2 separate regions of the Homo sapiens genome follow, and region 1 is linked to region 2. Evidence: chromatin loops called from intact Hi-C (ENCODE). Cell type or tissue: HCT116. All regions are shown on one strand. Links, peaks and the distances in the headings refer to the core of each region. The heading gives the core; the rest is flanking DNA. Region 1 has its middle 49 kb from the start of ZNF780A. Region 2 overlaps SPTBN4 (spectrin beta, non-erythrocytic 4).

Evidence for each region. A loop is a pair of places that touch in the nucleus more often than their neighbours do. Peaks named below come from ENCODE experiments on the same cell type or tissue, not always from the same donor. Only the 100,000 strongest peaks of a DNase experiment are listed, where the experiment ranks them.
Region 1: it touches region 2 in a loop (4-fold over the local background); 9 of 110 quality-filtered maps call a loop at or near these places.

Annotation. Positions count from the first base shown.
Region 1 is chr19:40,131,674-40,148,077 of GRCh38, reverse strand. No RefSeq gene overlaps it. Among named protein-coding and RNA genes, the nearest start is that of ZNF780A, 49 kb to the right of the region's middle. RefSeq lists enhancers at 82-376, 2,756-2,805, 3,426-3,575. In HCT116, for the core only: a CTCF peak has its summit at 8,092 (motif pointing left); a DNase peak (open chromatin) is centred at 8,057; H3K27me3 peaks cover 643 bases.
Region 2 is chr19:40,517,477-40,533,880 of GRCh38, reverse strand. SPTBN4 (spectrin beta, non-erythrocytic 4) reads right to left here. Exons shown (of 36, transcript NM_020971.3): 16 at 13,730-14,480; 17 at 10,242-10,444; 18 at 4,750-4,840; 19 at 1,110-1,256. Among named protein-coding and RNA genes, the nearest start is that of SHKBP1, 51 kb to the left of the region's middle. RefSeq lists silencers at 4,384-4,703, 10,262-10,557. In HCT116, for the core only: CTCF peaks have their summits at 10,439 (motif pointing left) and 12,392 (motif pointing right); a DNase peak (open chromatin) is centred at 10,420; H3K4me3 peaks cover 1,051 bases; H3K27ac peaks cover 690 bases.

The DNA of each region.
Region 1 (16,404 bases), core at 3,144-11,143, 380 kb after region 2:
GAAGGTGTTGGTCGTTGGCCGAAGGGCGGAGGTGTAATTCTTCCAATCCTACCCTGTGCCAGGGCTCTGCGCCTGGGCGGAAGTGTAATTCTTCCAATCTCACCCTGCGCTGGGGCTCTGCGAAGCCCTGACCCTAGTCACCAAGGGTTTCCCACCAGTCCCAGGCAGCCCTGCAGGAGTCAGTTTTATAAGACCTAGACCCACAAGAGACGTCCTCCAAGCCCGCCTGTTAAAGGAGTCACTGTTTCTGAAGAGCCAGCTCTCAGTGATTTCACATCTGGGAGGCTCCAGGGTTTCAGGAAGTGTGAGTCATGATAGAAAGTTTGTGCAGATCTAAATTATACCGAGAAAGACAAGAATAAGACTGGGCATGCTTCCCTAATTTTTTTTTTTAAATCAGGGTGAGGTGGGGGCCCTGTGCCTTAAACTGGGGTTGTATAGGTTGTGCACTGCACAAATTTGTTTGACCCAGGAGGCATGTGGAGGCTGAAATGCAACCTGTGCCCTTTCACCAGCCACACATCCTGGTGTGGAGCTGTGTCTACCCAGAGGAAGGGAGGACAGCCTTTTCCTAATTTGCACAAAGGCATGTAACAGGGGAGCTCAAGGGTCCTGAACTGGCAGTTCCAGTAGCCTTCTCTGACTTCTGGCTGGACCTACGTCCTAAGTAGCACCCATAGGTCCACGTAAGGTCTGAGACCTGAAGAAATAAAACAGCCAACAGAATGGAATCAGACCACACTTTGAGACTGTGGTAGGCTGAATAATGTGGCCTCCAAAGTTTCCATGTCCTGGCTGGGTGCAGTGTCTCATGCCTGTAATGCCAGCAGTTGGGAGGTCGAGGTGGGAGAATCACTTGAGTCCAGGAGTTCAAGAGCAGCCTGGGCAACATAGTGAGATCCTGTCTCTACTAAATAAATAAATAAGTCATGTGTGGTGGCACGCATCTATGGTCTCAGCTACTTGGGAGGCTGAAGTGGGAGGATCACTTGAGCTTGGGAGTTTGAGGCTGCTGTGAACTGTGACCGCACCACTGCACTCCAGCCTGGGCAACAGAGGGAAACCCTGTCTCAAAAACAAAACACAACAAAAAAGTTTGGGCACGGTGACTCACACCTGTAAGCCCAGCACTTTGGGAGGCCGAGGCAGGCGGATCACCTGAGGTCAGGATTTCGAGACCAGCCTGGCCAACATGGTAAAACCCCATCTGTACTAAAAATACAAAAATTAGTCAGGCATGGTGGTGGGTGCCTGTAGTCCCAGCTACTTGGGAGGCTGAGGCACGAGAATTGCTTGAATCCGGGAGGAGGAGTTTGCAGTGAGCTGAAATTGCACCACTGCACTCCACCCTGGGCAGCAGAGTGAGACTCAGTCTCAAAAAAAACATGGCTGGGCACAGTGGCTCATGCCTGTAATCCCAGCATTTTGGGAGACCGAGGCAGACTTGAGGTCAGGAGTTTGAGACCAGCCTAGTCAACATGGTAAAACCCCATCTCTACTAAAAAACAAAAATTAGCTGGGTGTGGTGGCAGGTTCCTATAATTCCAGCTACTTGGGAGTCTGAGGCATGAGAATCCCTTGAACCCAGAGGTGGAGGTTGCAGTGAGCTGAGATTGTGCCACTGAGCTCCAGCCTGGGTGACAGGGGGAGACTTCATCTCAAACAACAACAACAACAAACAACAACAACAACAACAACAAAACAAAACCAAAAAACAAAAGAAAAGAAAAAGTTTCTCTTGCCCCACAAGGCTTGGCTAAGTATTAATAATAATTAAGAAGGTTTATACATCCTAATCCCTAGAACCTGTGAACGTTCCCTTATATGGCAAAATGGACTCTCAGATGTGATTAAGTTTGTTCAGTTGGGGAAATGATCCTGGGTTACCTGGGTGGGTCCTGAATAGAATCACAAAGATCCTTACAAGAGGGACACAGGAGAAGTTGGTCAGAGGGATGTCGATGTGACAATGGAAGCAAACATTAGAGGGATGCGGGTTTGTTTGTTTGTTTGTTTTTTGAGACGAAGTGCAGTGGTGTGATCTCAGCTCTTTGCAACCTCCGCCTCCTGGGTTCAAGCAATTCTCCTGCCTCAACCTCCTGAGTAGCTGGGATTGCAGGTGCTCACCATTACGTCTGGCTAATTTTTATATTTTTAGTGGAGATGGGGTTTTGTCATGTTGGCTAGGCTGGTCTTGAACTCCTGACCTCAGGTGATCCACCCGCCTTGGTCTTCCTAAGTGCTGGAATTACAGGCATGAGCCACCTCACCCAGCCGAGGGCCACTTTTGGAGAAGGAGGAGGGGGCCACGAGCCAGGGGATACGGGTGGCTAAAAAGACAAGGACATAAGGTCTTCCCTCAGTGCCTCCAGAAAGAATCAGCCCTGCCAACCACTTGACTTTAGCCCAGGGAAGCTGATTGCTGGCTTCTGACCTCCAGAACTGTAAGAGAATAAATCTGTGTTATTTCCTTTCTTTTCTCTTTCTTGTTTGCTTGCCCAGGGAAGCTGATTGTTGGCTTCTGACCTCCAGAACAGTAAGAGAATAAACTTCCTAACTTCCTTCCTTCCTTCCTTCCTTCCTTCCTTCCTTCCTTCCTTCCTTCCTTCCTCTCTTTCTCTCTCTCTCTCTCATTCTTTCTTTCGTCTCAAATCCCTGGGCTCAAGTGATCCACCCACCTCAGCCTCCCAAAGTGCTGGGATTATAGGTGCGAGCCACCTTGCCCAGCCAATCTGTGTTGATTTGGGGTTTGTGGGAGTTTTGCAGCATGGCCACTCAGTATGGAGTGCTTGGATCTGAGCTTCTCTGGTCCCTTGGCCTAGTAAGGCTCAAGATAGCTTTGCCCTGTCCTAAGTGTCTTACTTCTGTTAAAACAGTTTATTCTCATGACAACCTCTAGGAGGTAGGCATTGTCATATCTCAGTTTTATGTGTGTGGTCACAGAATCAGAGAGGTTAAGTGATTTGATTAAGGTCACGCAGCTAGTAAGTGAGGGAGCCAGAATATAAATCTAGACCATTTGAATCTGGATCAGAAGTTCTCCACGTTTGATCTCACTATAATCTTGTAAGTGAGCCGGGTGTGAAGGCTCACCTGGTACCTGTAATCCCAGCACCTTGGGAGGCCAAGGCAGGAGGATCACTTGAGCCCAGGAGTTCAAGGTTGCAGTGAGCCGAGATCACACCACTGCACTTCAGCCTGGCCAACAGAGTGAGACCCTGTCTTTAAAAAAAAAAAAAAAAAAAAAAAAAAAGGCCAGGCTTGGTGGCTCACGCCTGTAATCCCAGCACTTTGGGAGGCTGAGGTGGGTGGATCAACTAGGTCAGGAGTTTGAGACCAGCCTGGCAAACATGGTGAAACCCCGTCTCTACTAAAAATAAAAATTAGCCGGGCATGGTGGCATGTGCCTGTAATCCCATCTACTTGGGAGGATGAGGCTGGATAATTGCTTGAACCTGGGAGGTGGAGGTTGTAGTGAGCCGAGATCAAGCCACTGCACTCTAGCCTGGGTGACAGAGCAAGACTCCATCTCGGGAAAAAAAAAAAAAAATTCTTGCAAGTGGAGAGAGAATTGCAACCTTTGTGGCACCTTTAGACACTTCCAAAGCGTTTGTGTTTCATAGAGAATGCTTTTCTTTTTGATGTAAGTCTATTTCTTAACACATTAGAAAGAAAGAGAGTTTCCCGTGGAGGAGCTTTGTCATTGTCAGGAAATGCTGCATTTCAAGTGGTTTCACAGCTAGCATAACGTTGTAAAAGCAAAAATATATTCAAATTTATTTGACATTGCAGAGGCCCAAAATGGTGCTGATCAAGATGTCTGGTACAGTTCTTTTCACAGGGTGCTCTGATTTCATCAGCCAGCATTCCTAATTTAAAATAAGGAAAACAAAGGCAAAGTCCCCAGCTTCCCAAATCTGTACGATTATTCCTTTGTTTTCAATTCTGTGATGGAGATGATTTTTTTTTTCCCCTGAAGAAACGCAGATCTCCTTATTGGTGGATCTTTTTCTCTGCAAGAGGCTTTGCTTCTAATTTATTAGGTATTGATTCATATAATAAAAATCTTCCTTTTAAAAAACAAAGTACTACATTTCTTTGTTAAAAAAAAAAAAAAAACCCCAGGAAGTTCTTAAAATAGGAGTTCCTGAAATTCAGCGAAACACACAAATTGTGTTATTTTAAGGCAAGCCACTTGTAACCACATGTAAGTCAAGAAATAGAATTTGCCAGCTGTTCATAAGCCTCTCCACGTGCCCTAGCCCAGGCGCCCAGGCCCAGCCCCTCCCTTCTCTCTACCAAAATTAACCCTCAGCCTGACTTTTTTTTTTTTTTTTTTTTAAGATAGAGTCTCACTCTGTCATCCAGGCTGGAGTGAGGTGGCATGAGCTCGGCTCACTGCTACCTCCACTTCCCAGGTTCAAGTGATTCTCATGCCTCAGCCTCACCAGTAGCGAGATTACAGATGTGCACCACCACACTCAGGTAATTTTTTTGTATTTTTAGTAGAGATGGGGTTTCGCCATGTTGACCAGGCTGATCTTGAATTCCTGACCTCAGGTGATCCGCCCGCCTGGACCTCCCAAAGTGCTGGGATTACAGGCGTGAGCCACCGTGCCTGGCCAGCCTGACTTTTATAGCAATCATCTCTGTGTTTCTTTATAGTAATTAGTTATCCAAATGTGTGTCCATAGTTTAGTTTTGCCCTTTACAACTTCTAAAATGTTATTATTATGCCTCTTTTTTCTTATTCAGAGAATGTTGAATTCTCAAAGAAAAAAAGAGAATTTTGAATTGTAGTGACATCAGCATACGTTTTGAAGTATGTGAATATATATGCATATCTGAATATATATGTGCATATATAAAATTTTAAAATATCAATACTATCACTAGTAATATGATGACTAAATATAGTTTAAGATTTTCTTATGGTGCTTTTTTTTCCAGGAGGATATACCCCATTAGGGATTTATGTCAAATTAATATATCTTAAATTACTTTAAGACATTGTTTTAGCCTGGGCAACATAATGAGACCCCATCTCTATAAAAAGTAAAAAATTAGCTGGGCGTGGTCACACACGTCTGCAGTCCCAGCTACTCTGGAGGTTGAGGTGGGAGGATCGCTTGAGCCCAGGAAGTGGAGGCTGCAGTGAGCTGTGATCATACCACTGCACTCCATCCTGGGTGACAGAACAAGACCCTGTCTCAAGAAAACAAAAAACCAAAACCATTGTTTTGTGGGTGATTGAGTCCCAATCGCAAAAATTGTTTTGACATTCCATTTACTTGGAAAATATAAACCAATGAACATATGTATTCATTTTCCTCTCTATTGAGCAAAAGGTACATCCTGTTCATACCAATTTGCACCTTGGTTTTTTCACTTAACTACATCTTGGAGGTGACTATATATGTGTGTACACATGGGCCGGGTGTGGTGGCTCACGCCTGTAATCCCAGGACCTTTGGGAGGCTGAGGTGGGCGGATCACTTGAGGTCAGGAGTTCAAGACCAGCCTGGTAAAAATGACAAAACCCCATCTTTACTAAAAATACAAAAATTAGCAGGGCGTCATGGTACGTGCCTGTAGTCCCAGCTACTAGGGAGGTTGAGGCAGGAGAATGGCTTGTATCCTGGGAGGTGCAAGTTACAGTGAGCTGAGATCGTGCCATTGCACTCCAGCCTGGGCGGCAGAGCAAGACTGTCTCAAAACAAAACAAAACAAACAAATAGTCAAAAAAACAAAACAAAAAAACACGTGTGTACACACTTGTACATACACACACATCACATATATATGTAATCTTAATATATCTTATTTTCACAGCTGTACAGTGCTCTGTATTTGTGGATATAGCATAGTTGAATTAAGCAGCACCCTCTTCATGGCTATTGCAATAGTTTCCAGTTTTTTGCTATCATGCGTAGGGCTCCAGTGAAGAGGCACGTTCATATGAAGTTTCCTATTTCTGTCTGTGTCTTTGGACCTAATTCCTAGAAGTAGGATTGCTGAGTCAAAGGGCAAATTCACTAGATATTGCCAAATTCTCCTCCATGGAGGTTTTATCTTTTTATATTCCATCAGTAAAATGGAAGAGTCCCTGTTTCCCCACAGCGTTGCCAACAAGAGGGCTGTCCAACATTTGGATTTTTGCTAATCTGTTAGGTGAGAAATAGGATCTCAGGGCAGTTTTAATTGTGTTTCTTTTATTATGAGTGAGGCTGAGCTTTAGTTTATTTTTTATTTTTTGAGACAGGCTCTTGCTTTGCCAGTCAGGCTGGAGTGGAGTGGCACAATCTCGGCTGGCTCATTGCCACCTTCGTCTCCCAGGCTCAAGCGATTCTCCTGCCTCAGCCTCCTGAGTAGCTGGGATTACAGGTGCATGCCACCATGCCTGGCTGCACCATGTTGCCTGGCTGCAACATGGCATGCACCATGCCATGTTGGCCAGGCTGGTCTTGAACTCCTGACCTCAGGTGATCTGCTTGCCTCAGCCTCTCAAAATTCTGGGATTACAGGTGTGATATTTTATTTTTTATTTTTTGAGACAGGGTCTTACTCGGTCACACAGGCTGGAGTGCAGTGGTGCAATCATAGCTCACTGCAGCCTTGAACTCCTGGGCTCCAGCAGTCCTCCCATCCTCCCACCTCAGCATCCCGAGTAGCTGGGATCACAGGTGTGTGCCACCACACTCAGCTAATTTATTTTATTTTATTTAGAGACAAGGTCTTGTCATCTTGCTCAGGCTGGTCTTAAACTCCTGGGATCAATCAATCCCCTCACCTTCCCTTCGAAAGTACTGGGATTACAGGGATGAGCCACTGTGTCTGGCTATTTTTATAAATTTAGGTGGCATTTGCATTTTTTAACGTGAACTCTCTGTTTATGTATCTTGCCCGCTTTCAATAGGTTTCTTGTTTTTTTTCCCTTAATTTTTAGACACTTTATATTTTAGGGATTTTAACTCTTTCTCTTCTGTGATATAAGTGGTAAATATTTTTCTTATTTTGTCATCTGTAGTTTTTGGTTGTGTATGGCTTATTTTGTGGCCACGCAAAAGGTTTTTGTTTTTTTTTTGTTTGGTCATTTAACAAAATTCTCTTTTATGGCTTCTGGATCTTGAGTAATAGTTTGGAAAATTTACACCCTCCCCGGTAATGAGGGAACTCACCAGTGTTTTATTATCTGTGAGGCTGTGTTTTTTCATTTAGATCTTTGATATGTTTAGGATTTAATCTGGTATATGGGGTGGGAAATGCATTCAAGCTTCTTTGTTTTCACGTGGTCATCTAGTTGTTTCTACACTACTAAATTAAAACCTTTTCTAAAGTCCCTTCCTGAATTAGAAATTACTATATCATCATATAAATCTCCATCAGCAATTGCTTCTGTCTTTGGATTTTCTAACCTTCTTTTGATCTGTCTGCTTATTTATGCATCAGTAACACATTTTAAAATATTGTTTTTATTTACTTTTTTTTTTTTAGCCCCAACCATGGCAAGGGCACATATTGTTTTATTTTTATTGTATTATTTTTATTATTTTTAATTTTTCTGATACGGAGTTTTGTTCTTGTCACCCAGGCTGGAGTGCAATGGTGCAAACTCAGCTCACTGCAACCTCTGCCTCCCGGGTTCAAGGGATTCTCCTGCCTCAGCCTCTCGAGTAGCAGGGATTACAGGTGCCCACCACCATGCCCAGTTAATTTTTGTATTTTTAGTAGAGATGGGGTTTCATCATGTTGTCCAGGATGGTCTCAAACTCCTGACCTCAGGTGATCCACCCGCCTCAGCCTCCCAAAGTGCTGGGATTATAGGCATGAGCTACCACGCCTGGCCACTTATATCGTTTTAAGTATTTGGTAGAGCTACTGCCTAAGTTGGTGGCAGCCACGGCTGCTACTGCTTCTTTCTAGCTCTGGGGCAAAAAAAGAAAACACACACACACACACACACACAAACACACACACAAAACCCTTGATGATATCTGTATTGGGATTGCAATAAATTTGTAAACAAACTCAGAGGCAATTGAGTTCATGATGCTGGCAGCCTGCTTCTATCCTTGGAATTCTGGTGCCATCTAGTCGTCATTATGTGCAACAACAACTTTCTGAATTTCAAAAAGAAAATCTGGGAGGTAAAAGCAGTAAACATTTATTGTCTCACACACTTTTTGTGGGTCAAGTATTTGAGAGCAGCTTATCCACATGGTTCTGGTTCGAAGGCACTGGCCTGGGGTTCAGTCATCAGAAGGGTTTAAAGGAACTGGAGAATGCCCTTCCAAGGGGGCTCACTCACACTCCTCTGGGTCCACTTGCTCTAGGGGAAGCTAGGCCACATGATGGGGACTGTGGGGAGGGCCAGATGGTGAGCAAGTTAACGCAGAGAGTGAGGTGGAAGCTGTAATGCTAGATAATTTTAGACTTGCAGAAAAGTGCAGATAGTACAGAGAGGTCCCACATATCTCTCATCCTGCTCCCCCTATTGTTATTAGCATAGCACAATGATCAAAACTAGGAAATTAACATTGGTATCACAGTATCAACTAAACTACCAATCTTATTTGAATGTTAACACTTTTTCTATTGATGTCCTTTTTTTTTCCTTTTTTCTGTTCCAGACTCCCATATTGTGTTCAGTTGTTGTGTCTCTTCTAGACAGGAACATTTCCTCTGTATTTGCTTGTGTTTCATGACTTTGACACTTTGCTTTTTTAAGAGGTAGGGTCTCTTTCTGTCGCCCAGGCTGGAGTGCAGTGGTGCGATCATAGCTCACTGCAACCTTCAACTCCTGGACTCAGAGGATCCTCCTGCCTCAGCCTCTTGAGTAGCTAGGACTACAGCCACATGCCATGGTGCCCGGCTAATTTTTTTTGTCAGGATGGGGTCTCACTGTGTTGCACATGCTGATCTTGAATTATTGGCCTCAAGCAATCCTCCTGCCTCAACCTCTCAAAGCTTTGGGATTATAGGTGTGAGCCACCATGCCCAACTGACTTTGACACTTTTGAATGGTACTGATCAGTTAGTTTATAGGATATTCCTCAATTTGGGCTTGTCTGACATTTTCTCATGACTGGACTAAAGTTATGAGTTTTTGCCAAGAACGCCACAGAAATGATGTTGTGTCCTTCTCAGTGCATGATATCAGGAGGCACCTGATGTCAGTGTATCTTATTGCTGGTGATGCTGACCTTGATCACTTAAATTGCTGTATGCTGCACATCTCCACTGTAAAGTTACTATTTTCCCCTTGGTAATTAAAAACTATCTTGAAGGAGATTTTTTGAGACTATACAAGTCTTTTTCCTTCTCAAACTTTTGCCCACAAATTTTAGCATCCATTGGTGGATCTTGTCTGCAACAGTTATTGCTGTGACATTTGACTAATGGTAATTTTTCATATTCCTTTCTCCTTTTACATTTATAAATTGTAAATCTACTGAAAGATAGAACCATCCCTTCTCCTCATGTATTTATTTTTTTATTTCGATCCATGCAGAAGTGTGATTTATTTATTTATTTATTATTTTTCAGGTGGAGTCTTACTCTGTCACCCAGGCTGGAGTGTAGTGTTGTGATCTCTGCTCACTGCAACCTCTGCCTCCTGGGTTCAAGTGATTCTCATGCCTCAGCCTCCTGAGTAGCTGGGATTACAGGTGTGTGCCACCACACCTGGCTAATTTTTTTTTTTTTTTTTTTTTTTTAGTACAGACAGGGTTTCACCATGTTGGCCAGGCAGGTCTCAAACTCCTGATCTCAAGTGATCCACCCGCTTTGGCCTCCCAAAGTGCTGGGATTACAGGTGTGAGTCACTGCACCCGGCCGAGAAGTGTGGATATTTATTTTATTCTATGGATTAAAACCTGATATTGAGAGACTTACATTTCGACAGTCTGCTGGGTATGAAATGGTATGCCGTTGTGGGTTTTCCCCTTCTCTTTGTGGAGAACAGAGTCTTGCTATGTTGCCCAGGTGGGTCTTGAACTCCTGGGCTCAAGCGATCCTCCCACCTCGGCCTCCCTAAGTGTTGGGATTACTGGTGTGAGCCACCGTACCTGGCCTCATTGTGTGTTAATTAGAATATTCTGAATACTGATGAGTTTGGGCATCTTTGGCCTTTCCTACTGTGGCCTCTATGAAGTGCTTTTAAAAAATCCTGCTCTTGCCTCTCCAGGTCAGGATGTTAGGCTCACTGGACAGAGAAGAGTCTATTTTTTTGGGAAGTTGGCATGAAATACTTTAAGAACCTGTTAATAAGGTAAATGCAACTTCTAGGCTTTGCATAACCGTCTATATGCTGTTGAGGGCTGTTGTTGTTTGAGTTCTCTGGAAGCAGACACTAAGATGCAGTTTGGGGTGCAAGAGACTTATTAGGGGTTGACGCCTGTGGAAGGGAGAGGGGAGCCAGGGTTGAGCAGATGGAGAATTTGAATTAGACGTGGCACAACCTTGGCCATGGTCAACCCTGCAAGAGCTCTGCAGCATAGATAGCTGCTGTGGTCTCAATGTGTCCCCCACAATTCGTGTGTTGGAACCTTAATCTCCAATCCAACAGTGTTGGGAGGTGAGACTTTTGGGGTGTGTTTAGGTCATGAAGGCTCCACCTTCGTGAATGGATTAATGGTATTATAAAAGGGCTTGATGAAGGGAGTTTATCCTTTTTTGCCCTCCGCCTTCTACCAGTGTTACTCCCCTCTGGAGGACACAGTGTTCAAGGCACCATCTTGGAAGCACAGATAAGACCCTCATTAGACACTGAGTCTGCTAGCGCCTTGATCTTGGACTTCTCAGCCTCCAGAACCATGAGAAAATAAATGTCTGTTCTTTGTAAATTACCCAGTCTCAGGTATTCTGTTTTAGCCGTACAAATTTATGAAGAGAATAGCTTATTAGACTTGTTATCTGTTTGGCTCAGATTGCTGGGCCTTATATTCCTTACTGGGGCTTTCCCCGGAGAGGTGTGCATTTGGTCAAGGCAGCTCTCTGCAATTGAGGCTGGTCCTGAAGGACTTGACAGCAGAAAGTTGTCTGCTGACAGCACTCCCAGTGGCTGAAGCAGCAAATCCTGCTTGGAAGAGGGATCTGGACAGGGTATCTCTGTATCCACCGTTAGTCTCAAACTTATATTGGCACTGCAAACCTCTCCTCTGAATTCTGCACTTGAATGTTTAATGGGCTCTCAAATTACTTGTATCCAAAGCTGAGATCCTGATCTTCCGTCCCAAACCTGCTTATCCCGCAGGCTTCCCCGTCTCAGTTAACAGCACCTGCATCTTTCCCTTTGCTTAGGCTGAAATCTTTGGAGTCATCTTTGACAGACTCCTCTCTTTCTTCCGTATGTCATGTCTGATATGTCGGCAAATCCCATTGGCTTTATCTGTGAAGTATTCCACATGCTAACACCTGGGCCAGGACACAGATCACCTCTTCCCTGGGATATTGCAATAGTTTTCTAACTGGACTCTCTGCTTCTATCCCTTCCCTGCGAAGTCATTCTCCTGTCGAAATGCAAATCAGATCCTGTTTCTTCTCTGCTTATTACTGGCAGTGGCTTCACAGTCACTACGAGTAAAACCTTCACAGCCGGCAGCGTGGCTTCTTCTCTCCTCTTTGACCTCTGCCTTGTCCTTACATCTTCTCTCTCTTATAAGGACCCGGTGATTAGATTGGGCACACTAGATAATTCGGGATAATCTCTCCATCTCAAGATCCTTAATTTCGGCCAGTCCAGTGGCTCATGCCTGTAGTCCCAGCACTTTGGGAGGCCAAGGTGGGTAAATTGCTGAGCCTGGGAGGTCGAGGCTGCAGTGAACCAGGATGGTACCACTGCACTTCAGCCTGGGTGACAAAGCAAGACTTTGTCTCAAAAAAAAAAAAAAAAATCCTTAGCTTCATATGTGCAACATCCCTATTGCCATGTAAGGGAAACTGCAGTATATTCCCAGGTTCTGGGGGTTAGGATGTGAACATCTTTGGGGACCGTTATTCAGCCTACCCCAGAGGTTGAGTGTGGACTTCTTGGCAAAAAATTCACCTTGTCTTGTGCATCCTTCAGACCCTCCAAGATACAGTATAGTATGGTTAAAAATGTGAACTGGCTGAATTCAAATCCTGGCTTTGACAAGAATCCATTCTTTTCTGTCCTGCAATCATGTCGCCATATCTCAATAAAGGATCAATAAATTCCTCAGTGATATTTCATTGCTATGCTTACCCCTTGTTATAGAGTGCTAAGACTATAAATTTACGCAGCCACTCAGAAAAGAAAGCTTGGTGTCTAAAGTACTCTCTGATGAAAAATGTAATAGACAAATACTACTGCACAGGGGTACATCAACTCACCTTCAGAAAGGGGATTGGGTCCATAAATAATTTTAAAGTTCCAACTTTTGGCCCTGGGGGAGCAATCTTTGCATGAAAATTTTTGCAAGTTACAGTCCTATGGTGCTTTGCCTTCTCTACATTATAATGGTGCTATATTCAAGATCCAGAACCAACCACATCTGCCACGTGTATCTGAGAGTTTGTGGGGAAATCACTTCTCTTTACTTTTCTGATTAAATTCCCAGCCACACAAATCTTGCCAGTCATGGTAGAGAAATATTGGACCATTAAAGACCAGGTTAAAATGCTAAATACTTCAAAGTTCTCTGATAAAACAAAACAAACAAAAAAACCAAAAACCAATATGGTTTTTTCTATCCTTCCTTTCTTTTTTTGTAGGAGTGAGAACCAGTACTGCAGTAAACATTTTCTTAATTCCAAATGATTTAATGATCTGGATGGTATATTTTTGGTCGCTTATCTCTTCCTTATTCTGGGTTTTGTAGGTTTGTTTTTTTTTTTTCCTATATCAGGGATCATAATCCATTTCTTTTGACCATGGGTCTTGGGGTAATTACTTTACAGCTTGGGAATTTAGTTAATCTGAGCAGAGCTCTGGGTCTTCTTTTCTTAATCTTCATAATCTTTCCTAACATGGGCCCTGACATCCAACAGCCTGTTAATTCTAAGGTAATAACTCCTTTTTAGGTAGCTTCTAAGTTCCTGCTTTAAATCCCATTTAATTGGACAAGATGTTGTAAATTCACTTACTTCTTTGTAACAGACACACAACAGAAGCTGAATCAGGCTGATTAAAAATACAAAGAGTTTATTTTTTTTAAAAGAGCTCCTTAACAAACCATTGAGAGTCTAAGCCCCCCAGAACAATGTTCAAAACATGACAATGAAATGGTCTGATGAGCCAGGTGCAGTGGCTCAAGCCTATAATCCCAGCACTTTGGGAGGTCGAGGCGAGTGGATCACCTGAGGTCGGGAGTTCCAGACCAGCCTGGCCAACATGGCGAAACCTCGTCTCCACTAAAAATACAAAATTAGCCAGGTGTGGTGGTGTGCGCCTATAGTCCCAGCTACTCAGGAGGCTGAGGCAGCAGAATCGCTTAAAGGTGGGAGGTGGAGGTTTCAGTGAGCTGAGATCACGCCCCTGCACTCTAGCCTGGGTGACAGTGAGACTCTGTCTCAAAAATAAAATAAAATAAAATAGTGAATTCTCTAAACACAAAAAGGTGTCCATGTGCTAAGTACCCCTCCACCCCCTGCGCAAAAGAGAGACATATCTATACATTTTATTTAAGGCTGTCTCTTTTGGAAGATCTATAATTAAGATGATAAAGTCTTTCACAGGAAATATCCAGGGCAACTGCATGCATGCAATTATAATTAATGACAGAATAGTCTCTTGCATTTCTAATCAATCAATTAATTATGTATTCAGCACCCTGGCGTCAGGACTAGTTATAGAAGTGGTGACTATAGCAGCCACTTTTTTATATTTGCTAATTGCTTATTTTTAAAAATAAATTTTTTATTTATTTCTTTATTTTGAGACCAGGTCTTGCTATTTTGCTCAGGCTGTTCTTGAACTTGGGCTCAAGTGATCCTCCTGCCTTTTATGTAGGTGGGGATTACAGGTGCGTGCCACCACATCCCGCTACTAATTATTTCTTTAACACATTTCTGCGGCCTTTTATGAAGACCTCTGATGGAAATATGGCTGAATTGACAGTAGATTTTTTTTTCATCTGGACAAAGATCAAGTGCAATTACTGCAGTTGTGCCAACAAAGAGCGTTCTCCATCCTTTCCCTCTGTGTCTTTAGCTCTTTGGTTAAAAACCTGGGTTGGCTGGAATCCCCCATTCTAAAGAGCAAGTGAGGAGCAAATAGATTGATCTCTGCCACCTGTTTTTCATTTTCCCTCCTAGGTCCACCCTTTACCTTTCTCCACTCTACTATGTGCCCAGGAGGCTGGCCTGTGTAGATTACATCAGTGGACTCACCTCTTGGCTTTGGATGAGGTCAGTGAATGGGAGGCTTCAGCAGAGGATGAAAGGGTAGTTGCAATGATGTCAGAGCATTCATTCCTCCAGCCCCTCTCTGCCAGGCTGTCTTGGGTCTTGCTGTATCCTGGGCTTTGGTAACCATTTTCTCCTCAACTCCTTCTGGTCTAGGAGGAGGGGCAATGGCTATCGGTGCTGCTAGCTTCAAATAGTTTGCTATCCCTTGTTGGTTTCCCTTAACCCTGTCCATACATTTCTGTAAATACTCTCTTTATTAAATTATTCTTGCTGGGCATGGTGGCTCATGCCTGTAATCCTAGCACTTTGGGAGACTGAGGCAGTCAGATCACTTGAGGTCAGGAGTTCGAGACCAGCCTGGCCAACATGGCGAAACCTCATCTCTACTAAAAATACCAAGATTAGCTGGATGTGGTGGCAGGTGCCTGTAGTCCCAGATACTCGGGAGGCTGGGGTGAGAGAATCGCTTGAACCTGGGAGGCGGAGATTGCAGTGAGCCAAGATTGCGCCACTGCACTTCAGCCTGGGTGACAGAGTGAGACCCCGTCTCAAAAAATTTTTTTTAAATAAATAAAAATTAGAAAAAAATAAATAAATTATTCTTCATTTCCCCTTTGAAGGTGCATCCCCAGTAAACTATCGCAAGAACAAAAAACCAAACACCGCATATTCTCACTCATAGGTGGGAATTGAACAATGAGAACACATGGACACAGGAAGGGGAACATCACACTCTGGGGACTGTTGTGGGGTGGGGTCGGGGGGAGGGATAGCACTGGGAGATATACCTAATGCTAGATGACGAGTTAGTGGGTGCAGTGCACCAGCATGTCACATGTATACATATGTAACTAACCTGCACATTGTGCACATGTACCCTAAAACTTAAAGTATAATAATAAAAAAAAAACTACAATCCTCAAAAAACAAAAAAAAAGAAGGTGCATCTCGGTTTTGTCAAAATTCTCACCAATAGAAACACCAATATGACCCAAGTAAATGTCCATTCTTTTAAATATGAATTAATTCGATAAGCATTTATCAGTATTTATACAAAAAATGTTGAATCATGTCAATAGAGAATATTTACCTTGGCATTTTCCCATTTAAACAGATTCTCTAGAAAAAAGTTAAAGTAACAATCAAAAAAGAAAAAAAAACAAAAGAAACAAGAGAAGACTTCTCTCATAGCTAGCTCTCAATATATATTTCTTATCAAAGCACCTGGGAAATATTAATCACTTTATTGTGCACATAAGGACTTTGTTGCTGAGAAATCATCTTTTTCAATTCTGTAACGTTCCAAAATTGTTTCTGTGCTTCTTGGTGGTGGAGACCATATCATGTTCATTTTAAATAACAGCTTTATTGAGATATAAGTAACATAAAATGCATACTTTTATAAAAGTGTACAATTTAGTGGTTTTTAGTATATTCATAAGGTTATGGAACCGTCATCACTATCCAGATTTAGAAAATTTTAATCATCCAGGGAAAAACATTCGGTCTGTCATTATTGAGTGTGATTTTAGCTGTGGGTTTTCTTTTCACACAGGGTCTCACTTTGAGGCCCAGCCTGGAATGCAATGGCACAAACATGTCTCACTGCAGCCTCAACTTCTGCACTCAAGCAATCCTCCCACCTCGGCCTCTCACCTCAGCCTCCTGAGTAGCTGAGACCACAAGTGCATGCCACCATGCCTGGCTATTTTCTTTTAATATATTTTTGTAGAGATGGAGTCTCACCATGCCACCCAGGGCTCAAATGACCCTCCTGCCTCTGCCTCCCAAAGTGCTGGAATTACAGGCATGAGCCACTGCATCTGGACAGTTCTTCATATATGATCTTTATCATGTTGGGGGAAGTTCCCCTGTGTTCTTAATTTGTTGAGTATTCTTATCATGAAACACTGTTGGATTTTGTCAAATGATTTTTCTGCATCAACTGATATGATCTTGGGTTTTTTTCCTTCATAATATTAATGTGGTGTATTACATTAATTGATATTTCTATGTTTAACAACTCTTGCATTC
Region 2 (16,404 bases), core at 7,431-15,430:
AGAGACAAGAAGAGAGAGACAGACAGACAGAAGTGAGGGGAGGGAGACAGAAAGATACAGGGAGAGACAGATGGACACAGAGACATGGGAAGGAGTCAGGGAGAGACAAACAGTCACAGAGTGATCAACAGAGAGACAGGCACAGAAAATCAGAAACATGGGGAGAGGACCGTAAGAAAGACAAGGATAGAGGGATAGACAGACAGGAAAGAAAGATAGAGGGAGCCAGAGAGGCAGGGAGAGAATGAACTTCCATTAAACTCAAAGTCAAGAAGACTGCCTTCGCCATATGCCACCATTTATGAAACATCAATGACCATTTAAGGGTTTAAGGCCAACATGGGTGTCTCTGTGTGAGTCAGAAAAGTGTGTATATCCAGGGCTACAGGTCTAGGGGTTCAGCCAGAGGAGGGGGAAGTTCTGAGGGTTGAGGCTTAGAGCAAATATCTACCTCAGTCCCTCCAAGACTGAAGTCAAGGTTCTTAGTGGCCCAGAGCTACTTAGGTAACATTAAGTATTAAAAGTAACAAGACCACAGTAATTACAGCTCTTAGGTGCGTGGCCTTGTGTTAAGTACTTTATGTGCACAGAGCCCAGGAAGTAGCTATATTTATTATTTCCTTAATTTTATAGAACAGCAAACTGAGGCTCCAAGAGGTTAACACAATTACCTAAGGCCCCACAGCTGGTAACAGGCATAGACACAGTTAGAACCCAGGGCTCTAAGAATCCAAAGTTTACTTTAACCCTGGGCTTCCCAGGGTCTGTCCCAGCCCATCTCCCCAACCTTCCATCTTAAATGCCCCAAATGGTATGGAAGGAACCTGGTAGAGGAGGTTATATTAAGAAGTGAAATATTTAACAAACAGTAGGATACAGGCACCATTCAGAAGAGATGCTGGCCACTTTACAGATGAGCAAATTGAGGCTCAAAGATGTTACATGAATCACTCAAAGCCACATAGCTAGGAGCAGATCTGGAGCTGATTTGAGTCAGTCCAGAGGTGTAAGACCAGCAGGATGGCAGCAGCGGGTGCAGCAGGTGAGACGTGGGCTCCCTGGAGGCCTCCTGCACCTGGCACAGGCAGAGGGGCCATCAGCTTCCTCACCCGCTCGATCTTCTCCAGCCACTCCTTATTCTGAGCCAGCTCGGCCATGAATGCCTGGTGCCGGAGCCATCTCTTATGCAGCTTGTGGTTGTCCTCCCGCGTGCCATCCCGCGCCATCAGCATCTTCTCATGGATCCAGCCATCCAGCTGTGCAGAACAGGGCAGGAGGGCTCAGCTGGTCCCCTCAACCTGCCACAGCCCCCCATCCCTTCAGGAAGTCCCAGGTTCAGGGCCTGGGCTGCTAGGGTGTATGGGTGGAAGGAATAGGAAAGGATGAAAAAACCTTTGCAAGTGAGGCCTTTATATTGGGGGTGGGTGCAGCTCAAGCTCTTTCCTGGATAGAGGATGGATGGAAGGGTCCCCAGAATGCCCAATCCTTTGCTCCCCTGTCCCCTGTCCTGAGGGAAGCCCTCCTCAACTCCCCACAAGCCCCCAAGGCAGGGCCAGTCAGCCTCTTAGACTTGGGGACAGATCACCCCCCCCAAAACAAGCTCTCCAACCCAATTTAGCTAACTCCCAATTCATCCCCAGGACCACCCCTCCCATAGCAACACTTAGACACTTCATTCAATCTTAGCCACCCCCCAATAAGGACCAATTCAAGAGCCTCAACCCATTCCCAAGGGTATCAAATGAAGCCCCCATATCTAGCCCCAGTTCCTCCAGTATGGCCAGATAAACCCCCCAAACAACCTCCCAATTAAAGCCAACTCTAGCTCTCTCTAAACTAACCCTCTAATCTGGAGTAGACCCATCCTCCATAATCGAGATCTAGCACCCCTAATGAGCCCACAGGGCTCCCCAGTTCTAGCCCTGGGACTCTAAGACCATAGATCCCCAAACCATGACCAGTTCTAGCCCTCAACCAAAGCCAACCCCAGCCAAATGTGAAAAACAAAGCTGTGTTCTGGCTCTCCAAACCAGTCTACCCCAAAATCTAGCCACAGACTCTCCATCGTGGATCAGATCGGACCTCCCAAGCCCGGCCAGCACCCCCACCCCTACAACTAAAGCCAGTTCTAGTCCTCCTACCCACCAACAAAACCAGTCATCCAAAACGCAAGCACCAAGAGTGGGCCCCTCTCACGGCACTAGAGAGGATCAATCACAGGCTGCTTTTTGAGCCTCCCCCAACCCCCTCCAGTAAAAAACCAGACTTATCCTCCAAGCCAGAACTTCCCCACTCATGACCAAACCTGGCACCTGAAACAGTTTGCTCCTCCCCTTTCTCCTCCCCACTCCAGTCACAAGATCCTCCCTCCTCCCTCCTGCAAAAAAAAAAAAAAAAAAAAAAAAAAAAAAAAAAACAAACACTGGACTCCAGCTCCGCGGTCCCGGGAGGCAAATGCAGTCATAGCCAAGGACAAATCCCAGATCCCCAGCCGGCCAAACCCCAGCCCATGTCCCCTGAGCATGTGCTCCCCAGGGGTCCAGGACAGCATCACACTCCTTCATACACACACTAGAACCAAGTCCAGTGCTGAACCCCCCAACTCAATTCACAGGTTCCCGACGTGCAGGGAAGAGTCCAACGGCAACCACAGCCCGCAGTGAAAGCAGAGCCCTTAAAGAGATGGTACCCCATCCTCAAAGTAAAGCCCCCTCAAAAGTGATTCCTTCATGATGGAGGGCAAAACCAGACTATCCAACAACCCAGGAAAAGCCCCACAAAGTCAGAGCCCCCTAGACCCAGAGAAAATCCAAGGCCCCTCATCTTCCAAGGCAGAGCCCCCCAAAAGTGATTCACCTCCATCATCCAAGGCTGATACAGATCCTCCCAAAACAAGAAAGAAACCCCCCAAAAGGTTGAGAAACCCCCAACCCCAGGGCAAATCTTAGATGCCCCATTACCCGGAGAAGAGCCCCCCCTCGAAAGGCTGAGACGCCCTGAACCCTTAGGGCAAATCCAGATTACCCTAGAAGTGGTCTTAGAAGTCCCCCCGCTTCGCTCCCCTCCCTTGGGGGCCGGCCCCTCAGTCCCGCCCGCGCCAGCACCGCGGACAGCTCCCGGCGTCCTTGCCCCTCCCCCAGGGTGGGGGTCCGGGCGCCTGCCCGGCCCGCCCCCGCGCCGCCCCGCCCCTCCCTCCCGCGGCCACGACGGGCGGGCACGCGCCCGAGCCCCCTCCCCTGTCTGCGTCCGCGGGGTGCGCGCCAACCCCCTCCCCTGGGCGCCCCCGAGACCTGAAGCGGCAGTGGCGTTGGCGGGGCGTCCCTGCAGCGGGCGGGCGGGTGCTCGCCCCTCAACTGCGACGGCAGCGGCAGCGGCGGCGAAGGCTGAGGCTCCGGCGGCCGCGCGCCCCCTCCCTCGCCCCCGCGCGGCGGCCGCGCGCCCGCCCGCGTGCGCCCCCTGCCTGCCTCCCTGCCCGCCTCTTTGCGGGGCCCCAGGTGGGGGTGCAGGAGGAACCACCACTCGCCCCAAGGCTTCGGGTGGGGGGCTTCTGCGCCATCTCAGATGATTGCTGCCTGATCCAGAACAATCTCATGAGGGATGGGGGGTGCTCCTGGACCAAATCTAATGCCGGGAGGGAGCGCCTGGGGCTTGGACTGCCTCACTAAGGGAGTGGGGATTATGGTGAGGGGCTGGGTGGGGGCCTCCTGAACCATCTCTAATGGGAAGAAGCTCGGGCTCCTGGCCACCACATGTGGACAGGGGATATGGGAGGGCGACCTGGAACATCTCACAATCTCCAGTGGGGGCGAGGGGGAACAGGGGGTTCCTCCAGTGGCTCAAGTCCCGGCCTACCCCAGTTATGGGGGAGGGGGGCACGGTATGGAGGCCCTTGTTTATTCCGTGTGCGGAGAGAACAATCTCCCATGGGTGTTCAACATAGGGGGGAGGGTCGAATCGTCTTTAATTGAGGCTGAGGGGTTTAGGGGTTAGACCTGGTTCCTGAACCAGCTTTGGTTGGAAGAAACTTAGGTACGGGGTGATGATGGAGGAGGGGATGATCCTGGGTCACACAGATGGAGGGGCTCAGGGCCAGGCCTAGCTCTGTTTAGGGTTTAGGAAAATGTTTACTAGGCCATCTCTAATGTGGCCAAAGTCTAGAATCGTTTCTATGGAATGCAAGGGAAGGAGGGGAAGACAGCAGGTCTCCTGAACCGTCACTAATAAGGAAGGGGGCCTGGACCATCTCGGATTAGGGGAGATCGTCCCTAATGTGTGCAGATCATCCCTAAGGGAAGGGGCTTGATTACTGAACACCTTTAAAGGGGCGAGGGCTTGGTTCAGAGCCATCGCTGGCTGCAGGAGGGCGCAGGGCCGCTGGCCCCCCCACGGCCCTCGGCCCTTATCCCCACCGCCCGCCCCGCCCCTCTCCTGGGGTAGAGCGATTCTCACAAATCTCAGGAGAGAAAGGTGAGATCAGCGCGCGTCCCCGCGGGACCCGTAGGCGCGGACACGCGCGGTTGCCAGGGGCGCCCGGGGCCCCTCCTTCGTTTCCCGGAGTCGGCGTGGGCGGGCAGGGACTTGCGGAGCATGCGCACTGAGACCCGGCTCCGCGCGCCCCCTGGCGGCTTAGAGCGAGCATCGCTCCGCGACCCACTTAGACGGGGCGTCCCCACCCCCACCTCGGCCGAGAAGCACTTCCCTCCCGACTAAAGGGGATGTCTCCGTCCCCAGCACACCTGGAGTTCCTACCTCGTGGCAGTCTCGGAGGAAGTGCTGCAGCTCAAGTTGGTCATGTAGCTTTTGCATCCATTGCTGGGCCCGTAACTGGTTTTCTTGGTTCCTGGGGATGGGGAGATAAGGGCTGGGGAAAGGCCCCGGGTTGGGGGGTGCGGCGCTGGCAGTAGGACTGTGAGGGCACTGGGCTGGGTAGGGGAAGAAGGGCGTGGAAAATATGTAAGAGAGAGGGAGGAATTAGTGGGGCAAAGCCAGGGACGCAGGGACGGGGCTGAAGAAGGGCAGAGAGAGAGACAGACAGAGGAAGAGAAAGGGAGAGGCAGAGACAGGCACTTAGAAAGAAAGAGATATAGACGGAGAGAAAAAAAGGCAAGTCCAGAGAGAAAGATAACAGAGAAGTAAAGACAGACATACCTAGGGACAAAAACAAAACAAAACAAACGAGAAAGTGAGAGGAGACACCAGAAAGAGAGCGAGAGAGAGAATAAAAAAAGACGAGAAAAGAGATGGAGCAAGGCAGAGCCAGAAAGAAACTCAGGGAGCAGCAGACGACGAAAGAGAGGAGGCAGAGAGAGGGAAAGTGACAGGAGGAGTCCGGTCAGGGACAGCCCAGAGAGAGACAGGCAGAGGAGTGGCAAATGCCACCAGGAAAAGACAGCCCCACAGACGACAGACAGACCAGGGGGCCGCAGAGTTGGAGAGAGGGAAGAGAGCAGAGTGTGGGGAGAGATGACAGCAGAGTCGCAGAGAAGCTGAAGTGGGCACTCCTGCAGGCAGAGCGAGGCCCTTGGCCTGACTGAACTGACCAGGCTGGACCCAGGCCGTACCACTCTGGAGCCGGCTGGGACCATGGGCCCCGGGCAGTCTGGCCTCCTGCCCACAGTGCAAGGCAAAGTGCCCAAGAGGCCTGGTGGATGGGGCTGGGGCATCCCACATGGGCTCCCATGCATCCCTGTCCTGTTGCTATCTGTCTCCCCCAGGGAGAGAGAGAGAATGAGACTATCCTCCCAGGGTCTCCATGAGAGTCCTTAGAGATCCTCCCAGGGTCTCCATGAGAGTCCTTAGAGTCCTTTTTTTTTTTTTTTTTTTTTGAGATGGAGTCTCGCTCCATCGCCCAGGCTGGAGTGCAGTGGCGTGATCTCGGCTCACTACAACCTCCACCCCCCAGGTTCAAGCGATTCTCCGGCCTCAGCCTCCCAACTAGCTGGGATTACAGGCGCCCACCACCAGGCCTGGCTAATTTTTGTATTTTTAGTAGAGACGAGTTTTCGCCATGTTGGCCAGGCTGGTCTCGAACTCCTGACCTCAAGTGATCCACCCGCCTTGGCCTCCCAAAGTGCTGGGATGGGAGTGAGCTCCTGCACTCGGCCAATCTCAGAGGCCTTTCTGACCTACCAGGCCCCACACCCCCACCTTTCCAAACTCTTATTCTCCTTGCACTCTTCCCCCTCACTCTGTGGTAACTGTACTGCCCTTCTCGCTGTGCCTTGAGCAAGCCTCAGGCCCTTGGCACTAGCCGTTCCCTCTGCTGGGAATGCTCCTTCCCCCAACATCTACTCAAAGATCACCTTCTTCGTGAGGTCCCTCCTGACCACTCCCCAACACTTTCTGGCTTTCTTCCCTTCTTTAATTTTCTCCTTAGCACTTAACGCAATCTAACACGTGCTATATGTTACTTATTTATCTTGGCTGTCTCCCATGCTAGGATATATCATTTCCATGAGGGCAGGGATTTTTGTCTGTTTTGTTCATAGATGTGTCCCCAATGCTTAGAAAAAGGGCTTGGCATACAGTACACGCTCGACTTATATTTGTTAAATGAATGAATGCAAGAAACACAGTGGCAGAGAGAAAAAAGATGGGAGAAACAAAAGTACAGTATCTGTGAAAGACAGAGGCAGAAAAGACAGGGTTAGAGAGGTGCAGATGGAGGGAGAGAAAAACGGAGAGAAAAACAGAGAGGGAGCAGGAAACAGAGATACAGAAATAGATGGATAGATGGAAGCAAAGAGACAGAGTGTATAGGAGACAGTTGCAGAGACAGAACCAGAGAGAAGGAACAGGAAGGGCCTGAGACAAGCAAGCGAAGCACTGACTGCCTCCTGCCCAACTTAGCTTAGGAGCCAGGAAAGATAAAATGCCTCTGAAATTGAGCTGAAATCAATCTTTCCAGGCCTTCAGCAGCCAAACTGTCAAGCATCAGTCCTAGAGATGAGGAAGACCCTGAGTCTCCATGAGGGTGAAAGAACAACAGAGTAGGCCGGGCACGATGGCTCACGCCTGTAATCCGAGCACTTTGGGGAGGCCAAAGTAGGAGGATTGCTTGAGCCCAGGAGTTTGAAACCACCCTGGGCAATATAGTGAGACTTCATCTCTACAAAAAAAGAATGAAAAATTAGCCGAGCAAGGTGGCACATGCTTTTAGTCCCAGCTACTCAGAAGGCTGAGGCAGGAGGATTGTTTGAGCCCAGGAGATTGAGGCTGCAGTGAGCAGTGATCGCACCACTGCACTCCAGCCTGGGCAACAAAGCAAGACCCTGTCTTTAAAAAAAAGAAAAGAAAAGAAAGCAACAGGGTTCAAATCTAGGCTGTGGCACTTCCTGGCCATGACTCTGGGCAAGTCAGTTTTCCCCTCTGAGCCTCACATGCAAAACGCAGATAAGAACAGCACCTAGCGGCCGGCGCGGTGGCTCACGCCTGTAATCCCAGCACTTTGGGGAGCCGAGGCAGGTGGATCACTTGAAGTCAGGAGTTTGAGACCAGCCTGGCCAACATGGCAAAACCCTGTCTCTACCAAAAATACAAAAATTAGTTGGACATGGTGGCTCTTTCCTGTGATCCCAGTACTCAGGAGGCTGAAGCAGGAGAATAGCTTGAACCCTGGAGGCAGAGGTTGCAGTGAGGCGAGATCGCGCCACTACACTCCTGCCTGGGTGACAGAGTGAGACTCCATCTCAAAAAAAAAAAAAAAAAAAAAAAGAACAGCACCTCACACACAGGTTCCAGGTGAGGGGCCAGGCAAGCTGAAGCTCTAAGTGACTTGCCCTGAATGTCACGGATTCAGGGGTGAAGCCAGGTCTAAGACCCCCAGGGCCCCAGGGCCCCAGTCCCCAGCTCTGTATGGCTCTGCCCCCTTGGCGGATGTGGAAACTCCTCCCACTCCTCCCACTCCTCCCACAGGGTGGGAAATGTGTCCCTAGACAAATAAATGACTGGGATGGTGGGAAGGTGCAGAGATTAGTCCGTCTCAATCCCTCTGTGACCACACCTCACCCACCACAAGCCTGGGACAAATGCTGCCTCTCCCACAGCGGCTGCACGTCTCCCATCCGGGCCCTGACCTTTCTGCCTGGACTTCCTCCATCCCAGCCCCGAGCATTCTGGGCCATCCTTGTCAGATAACGTTCGAGCTCTGTGAGGCAGGAATCATGTTCTGTCCTGGTCATTTCTGTGAACACACCCCCACTCCGTACAGAGCACGGGCTCAGTACATGTTTAATTGACTGGAGGATGAGTGAATAAACAATAGAGTGAAAGGAGCAATTAATGAATGACTGAAAAGTAATGAATGAATGAATCATGGAATGAACAGTCCCCCGGGCTCCTCCTCCTCGTTTTGCTGAGCCTGGCATGCAGCAGGTGCTCAAGAAATGTGGAACAGGCCATGCTCAGTGGCTCACACCTATAGTCCAGCTACTCAGGAGGCTGAGGCAGGAGAGTTGGTTGAGCCCAGGAGTTCCAGGCTGCAGTGAGCTATGATTGCACCACTGCACTCCAGCCTGGGCAACAGAGTAAGATCCCTGTCTCAAAAAAAAAAAAAAAAAAAGTGGAACAAAGGAAGGATCCAGGCCTGGATGGAAAAGGGGGCACTAAATGATGAGTTTGCATCCTCAAGAACAGAATTCCCATAAAAGTTTCCTTTAGAAGCATGCTGCCTTGCCCCAGATAAATCTAGGGAAAGGATGTCTGAGCCGTAAACAGAAAAGGGGTAGCGGTCCTGGGGCTGGGGGTGGCACAGTGAAGTGACCAGGGATGCTTTCTGTCAGGAGATGGGAAGACAGAAGGAGGGGTACTGGGTCCCCTTCTGGCCTGGATCATGCCGGAGAGAGCCAGAGAGCCTGAGAGGAGAAATTTAGGGTCACCAGGAGGAGCAGAAACAGCTCTAATGACAGACAGAACTGGGTCTGGAAGATGAGAAAGGACTTCCCATGATGGCTGGAGGTGGTGGTGTTGTTTTGTTCAGTGCCTACCTACAATAGTGCCTGGCACACAGTAGATGCTCAATAAATATCTTCGCTTGATTAGTGCAAGGACAGACAAGAGAGTGGTGGCAAGAGACAGATGGCGACAGAAGCAGAGAACAATGAGGTTCAAGAGATGAGAGAGACACAGAGACATGCAGACACTCACTTTGCATGCTTCCTAGAGTGGCTGGGGCCAGGAAGAGGTGCTTATGCAAAATATTTGACAACCAGCCTGGCAGGGGACACTGTCCCATCTGGAAAGCTGGAACACACCTGTGCCTGGCCTCTAGCTGCTGGATCTGGGGAGGTCTGGGGGTTCCCAAGGAGGGTGCAGAAGAGCAGGATGGATAATGAGGCATCTAGGGAAGTAAGTTAACACATTTTTTTTTTGGAGGGGGGACAGAATGTTGCTGTGTCATCCAGGCTGGACTGCAGTGATATGATCACAGTTCATTGCTGCCTCAATCTCCCGGACTCAAACAGTCCTCCCATCTCAGCCTCAAGAGTAGCTGGGACTACAGGCACGCATCACCACGCCCAGCTTTTTTTTTTTTTTTAATTTTAGAGAAGGGGTCTCACTATGTTGCCCAGGCTGGTCTGGAACTCTTCAGCACAAGCAATCCTCCCGTCTCAGCCTACCGAAGTGCTGGGATTACAGGCATGAGTCACTGCACCCAGCCTAACATTTTAACAACAGGACCAGCTATCCCATGCTCAGGGCAGACTTAAGAAAGAAACCTTTCATTGTATATCCTTCTGTATCTTTTGGGTTGACAGCCTCAGGTTACCTTTTCACAATATATCCACTTAAGGCCAGGTGCAGTGGCTCATGCCGCTAATCACAGCACTTTGGGAGGCCAAGGTGGGTGGTCAAGAGTTCAAGACCAGTCTGGCCAACATGGTGAAACCGTGTCTCTACTAAAAATACAAAAATTAGCCAGCGTGGTGGCTCATGCCTGTAGCCCCAGCTACTCGGGAGGCTGAGGCAGGAGAATCACTTGAACCTGGGAGGTGAGGGTTGCAGTGAGCCGAGATCGTGCTACTGCACTCCAGCCTGGGCAACACAGTGAGACCCCGTCTCAAAAAAAAAAATCCACTTAAATCAAATCTAAGACAACATGGAATTAAATAGAAATAGGAAAGAGCCCCAGAGAAGCAGAAATCGTGATGAAAGGAGTGGGACCCTGGCCTCCCACACCACTCCCCTATGCTGGGCCCCATCTTCTGCCCCCTCCCTGGGGTGGATGGGTCTAGGGGACCTACTTCTCCAGCAGCCGGGTCACAGCCTCCTGAGCCTGCTCCCCGTAGATGTTGCCCTGCCTCAGCAGGCCCTCTGCAGCCTGCACGGCCACCTGCATCTTTTGCTGGCTCAGCTCCATGGTGGTGAGAAAGTCACGGTGCTGTTTCAAGGCCTCCTCCACCGATTCCACTGTGCCCGGGAGCTCCGCACCAGACAGCGCCATCTCCTGGGGAGGAGGGAGCGTGGTGCAAAGGTCAGCCTCATTCCATTCCAGGACCTGGGAGAGGCTGCCAGCCTGGCTTGCCACCACTCCCCGCAACCTTGCAAGCATAGAACATTCCAGTTGTGGTCCCACCTCGGGGCTGTTGCCCATGCTGGTGCTTCTGCCTGGGAGTCTGTCCCTCCAGATACCCCCATGGCTGGCTCCTTCACTTTCTTCAGGTCTCTGACCAACCTGCCAAATTTATCAACTCCCACCCCAGCCCTATCCCACTACCCTCCTGTATTATTTCTTTTTGGCAGGGAGGGAGCAGATGGAGTCTCACTCTGTTGCCCAGGCTGGATGCAGTGGTGCAATCCCGGCTCACTGCAACCTCCACCTCCTGGGTTCAAGTGATTCTCCCGCCTCAGCCTCCCAAGTATCTGGGATTACAGGTGCATACCACCATGCCCGGCTAATTTTTTTGTATTTTTGGTAGAGACGGGGTTTCACCATGTTGGCCAGGCTGGTCTCAAACTCCTGACCGCAGGTAATCCACCTGCCTTGGACTCCCGAAGTGCTGGGATTACAGGCGTGAGCCACCACACCCAGCCAACCCTCCTGTATTATTTCTCATAGCATGTACCTGGCAATATTAGCGATGCATTGACTTGTTTACTCTCTCCTCCCCTACATACTAGAATGTCAACCACATGAGGGCAGGATTTTGTATTTTGTTGCCTGAGGTGTGCTCAGCCCCAAAATAGCGCCCAGCACAGAGGAGGCACTCAGTAAATATTTGGTTAATATTAGGCCGGACATGGTGGCTCATGCCTGTAATCCCAGCACTTTGGGAGGCCGAGGTGGGTGGATCACCTGAGGTCAGGAGTTCGAGACCAGCCTGGCCAACATGGTGAACCTCATCTCTACTACAAATACAAATATTAGCCGGGTGTAGTGGCACACACCTGTTATCCCAGCTACTCAGGAGGCTGAGGCAGGAGAATCGCTTGAACCCAGAAGGCGGAGGAGGTGCAGTGAGCCAAGATCACGCCACTGCACTCCAGCCTGGGTGACAGAGCAAGACCCCATCTCAAAAAAAAAAAAAAAAAAAATTGGTTACTATGAAGACTGAAGGCTGGGCACGGTGGCTCATGCCTATAATCCCAGCACTTTGGGAGGCAGAGGCGGGAGGATCACTTGACCCCAGGAGTTCAAGACCAGCCTGGGCAACATGGTGAAATCCCATCTCTACTAAAAATACAAAAAATTAACCAGGCATGGTGGCACGTGCCTGTAGTCCCAGCTACTTGGAGGGCTGACGTGGGAGGATTGCTTGAGCCCCATAGATCAAGGCTGCAGTGAGTCATGATCGTGCCACTGTACTCTGGCCCGGGTGACAGAGTGAGGTCCTGTCTCAAAAAAAGAAGACAACTAAACTGGGTACTGTGTGAACTCAAGGAAGTTCTTTTCCCTCTGGGGTTAGTTTTCTAACTAGTAAAATGAGTGGGTCAGGGCCGGGCATGGTGGCTCACACCTGCAATCCCAGCACTTTGGGAGGCCAAAGCAGGGGGACTGTTTGAGCCCAGGAGCTGGAGACCAGCCTGGGCAGCATAGCAAGATCCTGTCTCTATTTTTTAAATGGGTGGGTCAGAAAGGGTCTCTCAAGGCCACTTCAGCTCCATATTTAGTAATCTTATGATTCAGGGGCTCTCTGTCCTTTCTCCTCCACTCCCTAGATCAGGATTTCCCAAGCCCTGGGCCACAGAGGGGTACTAGTCCATCGCCTGTTAAAAACTGGGCCGCATAGCAGGAGGTGGAGGGGGGGCGAGTGAGCATTACTGCCTGAGCTCTGCCTCCTGTCAGATCAGCAGCAGCTTTACATTCTCATAGGAACACAAACCCTATTGTGAACTGCGCATGTGGGGGATCCAGGTTGCACACTCCTTATGAGAATCTAATGCCCGATGATCTGTCGCTGCCTCCCATCACCCCTAGATGTCACTAGATGGGAACGTCTAGTTGCAGGAAAACAAGCTCAGGACTCCCACTGATTCTACATTATAGTGAGTTTTATAATTATTTCATTATATGTTATAATGTAATAACAATAGAAATAAAGCACACAATAAATGTAATTCGCTTGAATCATCCTGAAAACATTCCTCCTTTTCCCACCGGTTTGTGGAAAAAATTGTCTTCCAGAAAACCAGTCCTTGGTGCCAAAAAGATTAGGGACTGGGCCTGGTGCAGTGGCTCATGTCTGTAATCCCAACACTTTGGGAGGCCGAGGCAGGCGGATCATGAGGTCAAGAGATCAAAACCATCCTGGCCAACATGGTGAAACCCCATCTCTACTAAAAATACAAAAATTAGCTGGTCATGGTGGCTCGCGCCTGTAGTCCCAGCTACTTGGGAGGCTGAGGCAGGAGAATCGTTTGAACCCGGGAGGCTGAGGTTTCAGTGAGCTGAGATCACGCCACTGCCCTCCAGCCTAGCTACAGAGCAAGACTCTATCTAAAGAAAAAAAAAAAAGATTGGGGACCACTGCTGTAGATAATCCTCAAACTGGGTCAGCATCCCTTATATAACCAGTACAGGCAGGCACCCTTTCTAACATGATCCCCAAACACTGGACAATCTGAAAACTGGCTGTTCCATCTTGCCAAAATTCTCAAACTTGGTTCCCATCCCAGAGTGATCTCCCAACTGGATTGGCTGTCCCCAGATAACCACTGCACTTGGTTCCTCATGCCACAGACACAGTTACTCTCTCCAGAGAATCCATAGTTGTCATTCCCAGAAATGAAGATATTGTGCTAATTTAGCCATCCACACCATGTAATCCACAATCACTGACTGACTCCAATAACCCCTCAGCCTGTTACCTACCTCCATAATCCTAATCCTTTGTTATCCATACCAAGATCTTCTTTGAACCCCATTTAACCATCGCCAATCAACCTCATAGTCTTATTTCCTTTCAGATAATCCACGAACCCAGGAAGCCACTCCAATAAATATCCTCGTGCATTACTTACTCGGGATAGCCCACAAACTGTCACCTCCGATAAGACACCAACCTACCCCACTGATGATACTCCTCAAATTCTGTTACATACACACTTCCACACACACTGGATGTTCCACAAACTCAGTTATCCATTCCGGATACTCTCTCACCTCCCACCCACCTCAGAACCCAGTGGTCCCAGGAAACACCCTCCTCCCCACCCCCGCATGTCCCTGTCCCTGCAATCCCCCCGCGGCCTCGGACTCTCCCTCTCCGAAATGTACACCCCGAGTGGGCACCTGGTTACGCAGCACCACGAGCGCCTGGCGTAGATCCCGCAGGAAGAGCTGGTAGATGTGCGCCTGGACCAGCGCCTCCCTGCGCGCCTCCCACAAGCCGAGCAGTTTATGCCAGCCAAGTTCGAGGTGTGGCAGCCACTCGTCTAGTGCCAGGCCCGGGCCCAGCTCTGCGCCGTCGGCGGCCAGCAGCGCCTCGCTGGCCGCCACGATGCGAGCATAGTCTTCCTCGCGCTGGTCCACCTCCTCCTTGAGCGCAGCGTGGCGCGCCAGCAGCGCGTCCGCCTCTTCTAGGCTGTTGGGCAGGGGCCCCTCGCTGCCGCCCGCCGCCTCCTGGGCGCGCACGAGCCAGTCCAGGAAAGCGTCGAGGTCATGTAGGAAGCGCTGCAGGCGCCCTGCTGCCGCCACCGCCTCGCCGCAGGCCTGAGCCGCGCTAGCTAGCGCGCCCCACTCGGCGCCCAGCTCCTCCGCGCCCTGGTGCAGCCGCGCCGCCTGCGCCGGGAAGCGCTCAGCCAGCAGGGCTGCCTCCTCCAGAAGGGCCGCCTGGCGCGGCTCCAGCGCCTGCAGAGCGGCCTCTAGGCCGCTAAGACGCCACTGCAGGGCGCCGCCGGCCCGGGGCGCGCTCTCCACAGCTCTCCGCTTCTCACGCACCTGGGCGCGCACCTCGGCCACCTCCAGCACGTGGTTCTCCACCAGCAGCACCGCGCTCATTTCCTCTTTGCGCTGTTCCACTAGCTCCACGATGCGGTTCCACCTGCCCAGGGGAAAGAGAGTGACTTGAGGAGGACAGGGACTCCTCTTGGGCGCGGAGGGCCCGCCGACCCAGGGTAGAATCCAGGCCCAAGCCACCCAGCCACTGTGTGACCTCAGAAAGTTTCTCCAGTTTCTGCCGGTGTAAAATGGAACCCTACGCAGCACTTTTGCTTAGGGCAGCCATTCTCAACATGTAATCTGATAGAGGACAAAACTATCTTCATAAAAATGTGTTAAGACGCCATTTGCTTTTTCACTCTCATTCTTTCCCGAGTGTTCAGTGGAGTTTTCCAGAGGCGGCAGGAGAGACTGAGAGCAGAAGCCGACTCTGATTTAAGAGAAGCCCAGCTGCCATCTCTTAAACCAGACTTTAAAGAGATTTGCAAAGGTACGAAACAATGCCACTCTTAGTACATTTTGTGTTATGAAAAGTTATTTTTAATAAAAAAGTTATATTAACACGTTAGATATTTAGATTTAAAAAAATTTTTTTAAGACGTGAGATCTCACTATGTTGCCCAGGCTAGAACGCAGTGGCTATTCATGAACTCGTTTATGGCACACTGAAGCCTCCAATTCGCAGGCTCAAGCGGTCCTCCCACCTCAGCCTCACAGGTCTAACAGGCACGCACCACTCCCAGTGTATTGTTATTTTTAAATAATGTTTTCAAATTTCTCAGCCGGGTGCAGTGGTTCACACCTGTAATCCCAGCACTTTGGAAGACGGAAGCAGGTGGATCGCTTGAGCTCAGGAGTTGGAGAGCAGCCTGGGCAACATGGTGAGACTCCTAAAATACAAAAATTAGCTGGGCGTGGGGGTGCACACCTATGGTCCCAGCTACTTGGGAGGCTGAGATGGGAGGATTGCTGGAGCCTGCGAAGTCGAGGCTGCAGTGAGCCATGATTGTGCCACTGCACTCCAGCCTGGGTGACAGAGTAATGAGACCCTGTCTCAAAATAAATAAATAAAAATAAAAACATTTTAAATTTTCTCAGTACTAAGTTCTAATATAGTAAATAGCAATAGATATGACCCACTAAAACAAGCTCTTGGGGTCCTCAATAGTTTGGGTTTTTTAAATTTTGTTTTCTTTTTTAGACAGAGTCTTGCTCTGTTGCCCAGGCTGGAGTGCAGTGGCACGATCTCAGCTCACTGCAACCTCCGCCTCCCAGGTTCATGGGATTCTCCTGCCTCAGCCTCCCAAGTAGCTGGGATTACAGGCGTGCACCACCACACCCGGCTAGTTTTTATATTTTTAATAGAGATGGGGTTTCATCACATTGGCCAGGCTGGTCTCAAACTCCTGACCTCAAGTGATCTGCTTGCCTCGGCCTCCCAAAATGCTAGGATTACAGGCGTGAGCCACCATGCCCTGCCTGTTTCTTGCATAAAGCCATTATGATTCTCTAAATATCTTGTCCATTTATTAGTGTATTTAACTGTCTTTCTGCCCCCTCTAGAATGGACACACCATGAGGACAGAGATTAGGACTCTGAAATCAGGCAGACCCGAGTTCAAGTTCTGCTCTGGCCAGATTTGCCATGTGACCTTGGGCAAATCATTTCCTTCTCTGATCTTCAGTTTCCTCATCTGGAAAATGGGGATAATAAAGTCCACTTCATTGAGTGTGTAACGAGATCATGTGGCTAAAGCACTTGGCATATAGATCTCTCTACATGCTGTAAATCGTTATGATTGTAGTTATTTTTTTAGGCCTGGATGCTTTGCGATGGTCTTGGCTACAGAGGTTTTAAAATCCCTGGATATTGGAATCTTGCAGCACAGAGTCAAGAGCGTAGTCTTTGGGTGGGGCAGAGTGGCTCATGCCTGTAATTCCAGCACTTGCGGAGGCCAAGGCAGAAGATCACTTGAGCCCAGGAGTTCGAGACCAGTCTGGGCAACAGAGTGAGACCCCATCTGTAC